2 separate regions of the Mus musculus genome follow, and region 2 is linked to region 1. A link is a loop called in an ENCODE intact Hi-C map of the cell type or tissue named here. Cell type or tissue: left cerebral cortex. All regions are shown on one strand. Links, peaks and the distances in the headings refer to the core of each region. The heading gives the core; the rest is flanking DNA. Region 1 holds the start of Pard6b (par-6 family cell polarity regulator beta). Region 2 has its middle 6.9 kb from the start of Ptpn1.

Region 1 (5,371 bases), core at 200-5,199:
CCAGAATGGCCAGGGAAACCTTAAAATCGCCTACCAACAGCTGGTGAAGAGATTCGTTCAAGGGGAAAGGGGCTTCTTATCTTTGAAGCTACAGGGTGTAGCCTGGAGAAGCCACAGATTCGGCTCCTCTTGTCCCCAAATACATACATGAGCGCATGACAAGAGCCTGGCTCTCCCAGGGTGAACAAACAACTGAGCAAAGCCAGGGTATCCCCGCCACTGGGTAGCTTTCATTGTACATAGAGTAACGCTGTTTCAAGTGCACGTGCACGAAGGAAAATAGAAAAGCTGAACCCCATCACAGCGGAAAGATGTTAGATTCTGTGGTCCAAGGGGAGAGTGGGCAGGAGTGAAGGCCCCTGATCAGCTAGCTCTTCAGCCCTCTGTGGGGTAGGAGGGTCGTCGAGGGAGACTTTCACTTTTCTCCTAGCACCAGCAAGACCAATGGGTAAACAAAACAGAGAGAGAGGCAGCAGCCTCAGTGTGGGGCGCTCAGAGATTAGGAATTGGTGTTGTTACCCCAGGACACAGCTCGGTCACTGGGGGAACAGAACACAGCCCAGAGGCTGGCGTTGGTGCAAACAACAAACGGGCAAGAAATTGCTCCACAGAGAGACGACTTCAGCCTCAGAGGGCGGATGGTGAGGCCCGCAGGGAGCCAGGGCCTGTGGGGACCATCGCAGGCCTCAGCTCCCTGGTCCTCTCCTGATACCCAGGGCACCCTCGGGACAGGGAAGATCTAGAGCAGTGGTTCTCAACCTTCCTAATGCTGTGACCTCGCATTCTGATGACCTCCAGCCATAAAATGATTTTCCTAGCTACTTAACTGTAATTTTGCTACTGTTATGAATCGCAATGTAAATATCTGTGTTTTAGGTCTCAGGTGACCCCGGAGGAAGAGTCGTCCTGGGGTCAAGAGCCCACAGGTTGAGAAGCGCTGATTGAGACGAAAGTGCAGTTTCCAGGCCTAGACATCCCCCCACCCCCGACCCCCAAGCTTCTCCCTCTAATGACTGCTGCAGAGGCGGGAAAACTTGAAACTCTTTCCACAATAGTTTCAGGGGGCCGCCAAGAAGCCGCAGCATGGGGGGGGGCTCAGGCCGAAGAGGGGCCCCAGATGCCCAGTCACCCCACATCATCACGGCAAGGGAACGGCTGTACACACATTCCAAGCAGGTGACTAGGGCGCGTTAAAGATACGGGCGCTCCCGACCCGACCCAGCCGGCGAAAACGCTCGCGCGCATGCGCAAAATACACACCCTCCTGAACGGCAGTCCAGGTGCGCTCGCGCTTCCGGCCGGCCTTCCCCATCGCCTTCTCGGGGCGGAAACTCTACAGCCGGCGCATGCGTCCTACTGCTCCCCCGGCTCAATCCAGAGAGGCCCCAGAGCTTCAGGTGATCCCGCCCCTCCCTCGCAAGGCAGGACCAATCGCGAGGGCTGTGGGCGGGGCTTCCCAACCACGAGGCCCGCCCACGGGCCGCGCGAGCCCCGCAGGCTGCGTGCCGATTGGCTGACGCCGCGGGCGCAGGTGCGCGCTTCCCATTGGGTGTGGGCGGAGCGCAAGCCGCGCGCCGAAGCTGCAGGTGAGCGCGCGCACGTGCCGCGGCCGCGGCCCAGCTCGGTGCACGAGCGCGCGGGCGCGCGTCCGCGGGGGAGGCAGCGGATAAGGGAGGCTGCGGCGGCTGTAGGGCTGTGCTCCGCCCTCTCCTCACCGCCGCGGCCGCCGCCGCCCCCGAGCCTCGCTGGGAGGGACCGGTGTCCCCGCCTGCTGCACTGGCAGTCCGACCCTCAGGCCGCCGCGGAGCAGCCGGCACTGCGCTGCGGGGAGGACCTCAGCAGGTGCCGTGACGAGGCGCCGTGCGGCGCTTCGAGTCCCGAGCCCGCGCTCCGCGGCCCCGCCGCCCGCGCTCCCGAGGGCCGGCCCCCGACGAGGCCGCCGGCGGCCGGGCACTCAGCATGAACCGCGGCCACCGGCACGGGGCGAGCAGCGGCTGCCTGGGCACCATGGAGGTGAAGAGCAAGGTGCGCGGCCGGGCGGGGCAACGGGGGCGAGGGCCGGTGGGATGGTCGACGCGGGGCTGCCCCGTGAGGACGCAGAGTGGCGGGATGGTGGACCTCGGCTGCCCCTGTGGGAACGCGGGCGGAGGGCGAGCTGCTGGCCGAAGCACGTAGGAGAGAAACTTGGTGGAGCGCGGCGATGTGAGGCGTTTGCGTCTGCTCCGCAGCACAGCCCCTGTTTTCTATCCTTCATATTCCCGCCTTGCTTTTAGGGTGGGATGAGGATCGCTCCAGTGCAAGGTGATGGGATAACTTTGGGGGATCCCTTCACCCCGGGCACGAGCCAGAGGCTTTCGGAACACCTTGTTGTCTTCTCGTATAACCTTTTATTGGGGCTCGGGGGTACATCGAGTGGAGGAGAGCTCTTTTTCCAGCCCTAACTTTGGTATGCGTCTAATCTATGAAATTAGCGCTATCGCCTTACTCTGGTGCTGCGCTTGACAATTTGAGACGCTGCTGTTTTCATTCCGACTCTTCATTCGGAATGCTTTCCCCCTTGGCGGATCTGCCAGTCTTCTGTTAGTGACTTCAGTGTCGGTGGGATTCCTCAATCCCAAGGCCGGGTGAGCAGAGTAGCCCGTGGGGATTAGCTGGAGAATGCCGTCTTCCAAAAGGGGCTTTTCAGATGGAATCTGAAGGTGATCCGTAGCCACCGGAACATGTCGCCAAGCTTCTCCTGACTTTGAACGGCCAGGAGGGGCAGGATTATGTAGCCTGGTTCTCGGAGAGTTCTGAAATGATAAGAAACCCTGCTTTTAAAGGGTGTGACTTCCCCCAAACTCGGCTGTAGGACCAGGTCTTGCCGATGGCTTTTTACTGAGCAACTTGTAAAACGGTGGTAGAGGGCATTGCTGACCGTGAGAATTTAGAGCAAAATTGTGGCTAGACACACAGAAGGAGCGGTGTATCGAACACCCACTGCAAAAATAAGAAGCGTGGTGGTTAAGGGACCCCTGGGGGAATGTCGGTCCGGGAAGTGGGGTGAGTGAGGAAAGCTACCTGGAGCCTTTGTGGTTCCTGGGCTTGAGAGCAAAGTTCTGTAACTAAGAATCACAGATCTACATTTGCTTTTAATTTGGGGGGATTTTTGTTTGTTTGTTTTCTTTTTGTTTTTTTGCTTTGTTGTTTTGTTTGTAATCTCCTCTAACTATTGAGACTAGAACTAGAGAGTGCCAGACACAGTCTTAATGGAGGAGTGGGAGGAATTTATATATCAGATAGGAACTAGATTGAAACACAGGTCTGTGTAATAATAACAGGACTGTTGGTGTTAGAGAGATGGCACTGCATTTATGAATGTACGCTGCTCTTGCAGGACACCCAAGCTCAGTTCGCCGCACCCCTGCCGAGCAACACACACCTGTAACTTTCTTTAAATTTACTATTTTACATGTATAAATGCCTGCCTGTATGTCTGTGTACCACCTGAATGCCTGGTGCTCTAGGAAGCCAGAATCCCAGAGGGAGTCAAGTCGGATCCCCTGGACCTGAAGTTAAAATAGTGAGCTACCTTGTGGGCGCTGACCCAAACCCAGAGCCTCTGAGTGAGCTGTGTTGCATTTAACCACCGAGCCTTCTCTCCAGTTCCAGAACATCTGGTGCTCTGGCTTCCCATGGCACCGACACATGGCATACATAGACGGAGCTGCCGGCATACACATAATTGTTTTAGAGTAAAACTGTATGATAGTTTAAGGAACACACCCTTCCTGGCTGGGTTCTGCACAACAGCAAATAAAGTGACTTGTTAGTATAGGGAGATGACTGACTCCAGAAATGTCTGTCTTTTTCTCTAACCATTTGTAGCTGTCAACACACAAGCTTTCTCCTGGCATCTCTTTGTAGTTTGGCTTGTGGGACTTGAGGTGAGGAAAGAAAACCACTTGTGATGCTGCATAATACCAACACTCAGTTTTATGGTCCTGATCTCGGTAGTGAGCCTTTACATGTTTTTTTAATCATTAAAAAAATGAGTAGAGATTCTAGGTGTGCCAATAAGTTAGATAGGAGTGGGTCTCTGGTGGAAGGAAACCAAGCTCTTGTGGACTGGAATTTCAAGCTTTTTGTTTTCCTTTTTCATCTACTGATTTTTGAATATTTTACATAGTTCTGTCCAAGGTGTGTGGTTTCTATTTCAGCTGCCATACCATACTTCTAGTGTGAGCCCTCCTCTAAACAGAAGCAGGGCAGTCAGAAGATACACTCGGGAAATGCTGCCATGCTGTGTGTCTGTTAACAGACAGACAGACAGCATAGGCCAGAGTTTGTTCACCCTGCTTTGTGGGGTTTTGAGATGGCTCCCCACCCCCACCCTTTCCCCTCCTTCCATGTAGCCCTGACTGTCCTAGAGAACATTTATGTGTGTGCATGAATGCAGGTGCCAACAGAGTCCAGAAGAGGGCGTCAGCTCAATTGACTGAAATTACAGGTGCTTGTGAGCTACCAGACATGGGTGGAAACTGAACTTGGGTCCTCTGGAAGAGCACTGCATGTTCTTTTGTTGTAGTAGTTGTAGTTGTTGTTGTTTTAAAGTTTTATTTATTATTTATATGAGTACATTGTAGCTGTCTTCAGACACACCAGAAGAGGGCATCAGATTCCATTACAGATGGTTGTGAGCCACCATGTGGTTTCTGGGAATTGAACTCAGGACCTCTGGAAGAGCAGTCAGTACTCTTAACCACTGAGCCATCTCTCCAGCCCCCGTTGTTGTTGTTTTTTAAGACAGGGTCTCTACATAGCCCTGGCTGTTCTAAAACTCATTATGTAGACCAGGCTGGTCTTGAACTCAGAGATCCGGCTGCCTCTGTTGGGAGTAAAGTCATGTGTTGCTAGTCCTACCTTAGCTCAGGTTTGTAAAAAAAATAATTTCAGTTTATGCTATGTGAATAGTAAAAACTCCCTTAAATTTCCACTATGTTCTGATCATTTACTTGGCATGATGGGCGTGTGGGGATTCGCAGGTTCCGCAGTGGGAGTGGAGAGGTCAGAGGACAGCCCTAGGAAGTTGCTTCTCACCACCACGTGGGTCTTGGGGATTGGATTCAGGCTCTGAGGCTTGGCAGCAAGCACTTACCTACTGAACCATCTGCTGGTCCAGGGTTAGTTCTGTAATATCACAGTTAGGCGATCCTAACCAGAACTGGAGAGTGTGTAGGTCATAGGTAGGCTCTCCTTCATAGCAACAGTAGCGTCAGCCAGGGACGGCACACACCTTTAACCCCAGAATGTAGACGCAGAGGCAGGAGGATTTCTGAGTTCCAGGTCTGCCAGGACTACATAGAGAAACCCTGTCTATCTTGAAAAGAGA
Region 2 (5,371 bases), core at 282-5,281, 160 kb before region 1:
CTCTGCAGTCTCTGGGTAAGAGTATCTGGAGAGCTGAAGATGCATTTCCCAAGTCCTGGCTCCTCTATCTTCACAGATCCCAAATGGGAGTCCTCTCTGTGGCTTCCAGCACAAAGGAATCCAGATTCTACTCGATGGGGATCTCGGACAGGGGCCATTTCCATCTCCCAATGCACAGAGTGAAGCTGGGCTTGGTGACACCCACCTGTGTTCCCAGCACCAAAGAGGCCAAAGCAGGAAGGATCATCAAGAGCTTGAAGTCTGCCAGGCAGTGGTGATACACCCCCTTTAATCCCAGCACTCTGGAGGCAGAGGCAGGCAGATCTCTGAGTTTGGGGCCAGCCTAGACTACAGAGTGAGTTCCGGGTCAGCCTGGAAAACCCTGTCTCAAAAAACCAAACCAAAACCAACCAACCAACCAACCAACCAACCAACCAACCAATCAACCAACCAAACAAACAAACAAACAAACAATCAATAACAAAATAAAGAGTTCAAGATCAGCCTGAGCTCAGGGGAAGACGCCGTCTCAGAATGAAAGGCTGAGAGGATGACTCTGAAGTGCTGGCCATGCAAGCATGAAGACCTGAACTCAGGCAGTTGGGGTGGGGTGGCAGGGAGAGAAGTCCAGGCTGGGTGGCATGCTTTTGTAATCCCAAAGCAGGGGGGACAGAGTCAGGCCAATCCCTGGGGCTTGCTGACCTGCCAACCCTGACACCTTGGTGCGTTCCAGACCACTGAGACGCCCCCCCCCCCAAACCAGGTAGTCAGCATCTAAGGAATGACACCCAAAGTTTCCTCCAGCCTCCACACGCATATGCACACACCTGGACATGCACACAAACAGGAGAACCAGGGCCCAGCCAGACCACAGATCTGTCCAGTTTATGTACAGCACCCCATGGCTGCTATACAACAGAAGTAAACAAGCCAGTAAGTAGCATCCCTCCACGGCCTCTGTATCAGTTCCTGCTTCCTGTCCTGCTTGAGTTCCAGTCCTGACTTCCTCTGGTGATGAACAGCAGTGTGGAAATGTAAGCTGAATAAACCCTTTCCTCCCCAACTTGCTTCTTGGTTATGATGTTTGTGCAGGAATAGAAACCCTGACTAAGACAGTGGGTAAAGGCACTTGCTGCCAAGCTTGATGACCTGAGTTCAATCCCCAGGACCCACGTGGCAGGAGGAGAGCGCTGATTCCTGCAAGCTGCCCTGATCTCTCCTGGAATGGCAGGACAAGACTACTCCATTTTCAAAGACAGAAACTGCTCAGACAGTGTTCCCGTTTGGGGTTTTAATAAAATGATCCCAGAGCCTCATGTGTCTGGACACTTGGCTCCCAGCTGGTGGTGTTATTTGGGTGTTGTGGAATGGGGTGATACGGTCAGACTGGTGAATATCAGGTGTGTGGTGGGCATTATGGGATATATATATCCCGGCCTTGTTTCAGGTCCTGTCTCTGTTTCCTGATTGGCTGAGAAGTGAGAAGCTGTACTCCCTCTGCCCAGAACAAAGCCATGCCAGGCAGGATGCCTCTCCCACTGTGGTGGACTGTACTGTCTTCTTTCTTGGAACCATGTGCCGCAAAAAATAAAATAAAATAAAATAACCACTACCACCAACAAAACCTCTCTTGCAAGCCGGGCATGGTGGCACACACCTTTAATCGCAGCACTTGGGAGGCAGAGGCAGGTGGATTTCTTGAGTTCAAGGCCAGCCTGGTCTACAAAGTGAGTTCCAGGACAGCCAGAGCTATACAGAGAAACCCTGTCTCGAAAAACAAAACAAACAAACAAAACCCTCTTGCCCCTTAAATTGCTTCTGCCAGGTGTTTTGTCTCCGAAACAAAAGAAAAGTCGCTAAGCCAATACCTTTCAAAACCGTGACCATTAGACTACTCCTCTGAGACCAGCTATTTGAAGAGGGCTGGTGACCTAGCTCAGTGGTATAGCACTTGTCTAAGGTGCACAAGACCCTGGATTCAATTACCCAAAACTGAAAAAAAAAAAAAAAACTAGAAATAAAAAATGATTTACAATTTCAAGACAACGAAAGTACAGCCCATCAAGGCTACGGGCAGAGCTGCGCAGTTGCACAGGTTGTGTGTACACCCACAGAGCCGGCAGCGGCAGGATGTAAGGTACAGTATACATTAGGACGTTTGAGAGCTAGCCAACAACCTGCACACTTGATAGGCTAAGAACCCAATTAACGCAGCCCTTGCTGCTAACTCGAGAGAGCAGAGCACTGGACACGCCTGTTCATTTAACTAAATCCTCATCGCTTACGTAAGACAGAAAAGGGTGAGAAACCCGCTTGCCCAAGAGCGCGCTTGCCCAAGGCAGCAAGGTTCCAGGATCCGGACCCAGAACCACTGTCTCTGGGTGGGGAAGTGCCCTGACCCTAGCGGGGAGGGTGAGGAAGTGCCCTGGCCTCTAGCAACCCTCCCAGACTCCACTTTTGCTGAAAGCGTGAGGCCAAAACTCATTTCCATCTCTGAGTTCCACTTCCCTCCTCGAACCGCTCCACCCCCCCATGCTTCTCTGCAGCCTTTCTCAGCACACACGTGACTCCCCCAGTTCCCCTAAATGCCGCCTCCTCTCGTCTCTTCTTACGAGACGGCCAGCTTGGGATTATATTTGTGTTTATTTATAATGGCCTGGAATCAAGTCTGAAATGTTTTCCGGCAGCAGAGAGATGGGAGAGTCTCTTTAAGGGTTTCAAGAGCCCAGTGAGGATGTGAGTGGGGCGGAGCTTCGGGTAGCCCCGCCTCCCTTCCTTCCGGAAAGGGTGCAGAGCTCATATTCACAGAACTTCAGAACCAGAAGTTCAAGTCCTGTGCAATTGTGGGCAAATTGCTTAACTTCCCTGTGCTGCAGTTCAAATGGGATTCCTAACAGAATAGATTTTAACACTGTTAAGTTAAAAAAATAAAATAAAATTTTGAGGCAGGGTCTCATGTAGCTCAGATTGAATTTGATCCCTCTATATAGCCAAGGATGACGCTGAATCTCTGGGCTGGCTATTACAGACGTGTGCCACCACACCTAGTTTTTAAAGTAATAGATGTCACCATGATTGGCATTTTCAGGGCCACTTGTGCTATTTTTAGAGCTCATGGGAAATCCTGGAGAGACTGTACAATGTCCTGCTTGGAGGAGGGCACAGGTACTTAGGTCAGACATCCGTCCACAATCAAACCCTGTTTTACTCTTCCAGAGATCGGCTTAGAGATGTCACTTGTCCTTCCTCCCTCCATGGGACTTAGGAGACTACACATCAGGATATATGCTGGAAGGGAGGACTGCTGGGCCATCCCTTTTATCTGCAGGAGAGAGCCCACCCAGGACCAAAGCCAGCACAGGGCCAGAGAGAAGGGGCTGAGGAGACACAGAGTCACGGTGACATTGCTCAAGCCCCTAGATCACGCTGTGCCTGAAGCAGGCAGCTTTTAGACTTCCTATTCTCAAGAGCCAATTCACTTCCCATTTTGCAAAAGCCACTTTCAGTTGGGTTTTCTCGAAGGAAATTATCTAGGCCAACGCTGAGAGGTTAAGCAGCTTGGTCCAGGCACATGGGCTGTTAGAAATAGACTCTGGGCTTGAGATTCTGAAGTGACAGCCATGTGCTCTCTGACCCAACCCGGGCTCCATGGTGCCCTGGGATATACAGATTGTACCTCTTCACTCTCTCTGAAAAAGCAAAACCGCTGGGAAAACTTAAAAGGACTTTGGAGTTTAATTGAGGCCCAGGCAACTGTAGGCTGAAGCCCATGTCCCCTGCTGCCAGCACTGGCTTCCCCGCACAGGTAATGCCATGTCAGGGACTGGCCAACCAGGCAGTCCAGATGCCCAAATGTGCTAGGGAATCTTAAGGCTCAGGGAGGTGGGACCATGCTCTTCTCAACCTCTGGGCTCCCAGCACTGGGTGGTTGAGCTGCACATTCCGAGGGACTCAGTCTATGAGAGGCAAAGAAGCCCTTGTCATCCTGACTTCTAAAACCTTTCCAAGGACTGGTGGGGGCGTGGGGAAAATGACTTGCAGACTTCCAGCTCAAGGGAGATGGTGTTGGGCAACACAGCCCAGCCCCACTTATTCACAGCATTTACAGTTAGTGGCCAAGAGAGGCTAAACACATCAACCAGACATGTAGTGTCATGGCACGTAGGAAAGGGATGGGGTTAGGGGTGGGAGTTATCGGGGGAGGAACAGGTTTGTCCTAGATGAAGTGACATGAGAATCCTAGCTTGCCAGATACCTTGGATCCTAAGCTCTGAGCTGTGCTACCTGTAGGCTGATGTCCCTGTCTGGGCCACTTGCTGACCTCATTCAGTCAGGGGTCAGCAACAGTACCACGCTTTGAAAACAGCTGTCCTGGACCGGAGAGGTGGCTCAGCGGTTAAGAGCACTACTTCTCTTCTGAAGGTCCTGAGTTCAAATCCCAGCAACCACATGGTGGCTCACAACCATCCGTAATGACATCTGACAACCTCTTCTGGTGCGTCTGAAGACAGCTGCAGTGTACTTAAATATAATAATAAATAAATCTTTGGGCCCGAGTGAGCAGAGCCAGAGCAAGAAGAGGTCCTGAGTTCAATTCTCAGCAACCACATGATGGCTTACAACCATCTGTACAGCTGCAGTGTACTCATATACATAAAATAATAAATAAATCTTAAAAAAAAAAAGAAGAGAAAGGAAGCCAGCTGTCCTGCTCTACCTGCGAGTCCTGGGATGATCAATAAGTTGGCTGATCACTGACGTACAGTATTGATTTCTTCCCTTAGTGTCGTGGCTCTCAACCTTCCTAATGCTACAACTCTTTAATTTATTTCCTCATGCTGTGGTGACCCCACCCCCAACCATAAAATTATTTTCATTGTTACTTTTTTAAAAGAATGTATTATATATATATATATATACTGTTGCTGTCTAAAGACACACCAGAAGAGGACATTGGATCCCATTACAGATGTTTGTGAGCCATCATGTGGACCTCTGGAAGAGCACTCCTTGCTCTTAACCACTGAGCCATCTCTCCAGCCCTTGTTGCTACTTTTTAACTCTAAGTTTGCTACTGTCGTGAATCGTAATGTAAATATCTGTGTTTTCCTGTGGTTGATCTTAGGTGGCCCCTGCAAAGGGGTTTGGACCCACAGGTTGAGAACTGCTGCCTGAGTAGAATCTATAAGGAGAAAATCCAGAACCTGAGAGTGAGGACATTGGAGCATTCGTCAGTCTTGCCTGGCCACACATGGCTGCCTTGTTTACTTTTAAATCAGCTATGGCCATAGACAGGTTTGGGGGTGGGGGTGCTTCCGGGCAGGGCTGGCTTTGTCCATAGGGCTTGGGGGTGGGGTGGGGACTGACACTT

The links. Peaks named below come from ENCODE experiments on the same cell type or tissue, not always from the same donor. Only the 100,000 strongest peaks of a DNase experiment are listed, where the experiment ranks them.
Region 2: a loop joins it to region 1, with 2.4 times the contacts of the local background. A loop is called at or near these places in 1 of 42 quality-filtered maps.

The regions. Positions count from the first base shown.
Region 1 is chr2:168,079,335-168,084,705 of GRCm38, forward strand. Pard6b (par-6 family cell polarity regulator beta) reads left to right here and starts at 1,670. Exons shown (of 3, transcript NM_021409.2): 1 at 1,670-2,025. The coding sequence starts at 1,960. It overlaps Gm39990 (a long non-coding RNA gene), which reads right to left and starts at 1,392. Exons shown (of 2, transcript XR_867010.1): 1 at 1,166-1,392; 2 at 1-426. In left cerebral cortex, for the core only: a CTCF peak has its summit at 2,765; DNase peaks (open chromatin) are centred at 1,429, 2,422 and 2,757; H3K4me3 peaks cover 2,417 bases; H3K27ac peaks cover 584 bases.
Region 2 is chr2:167,922,771-167,928,141 of GRCm38, forward strand. No RefSeq gene overlaps it. Among named protein-coding and RNA genes, the nearest start is that of Ptpn1, 6.9 kb to the right of the region's middle. In left cerebral cortex, for the core only: a CTCF peak has its summit at 2,394; DNase peaks (open chromatin) are centred at 2,573 and 2,694; H3K4me3 peaks cover 958 bases; H3K27ac peaks cover 1,185 bases.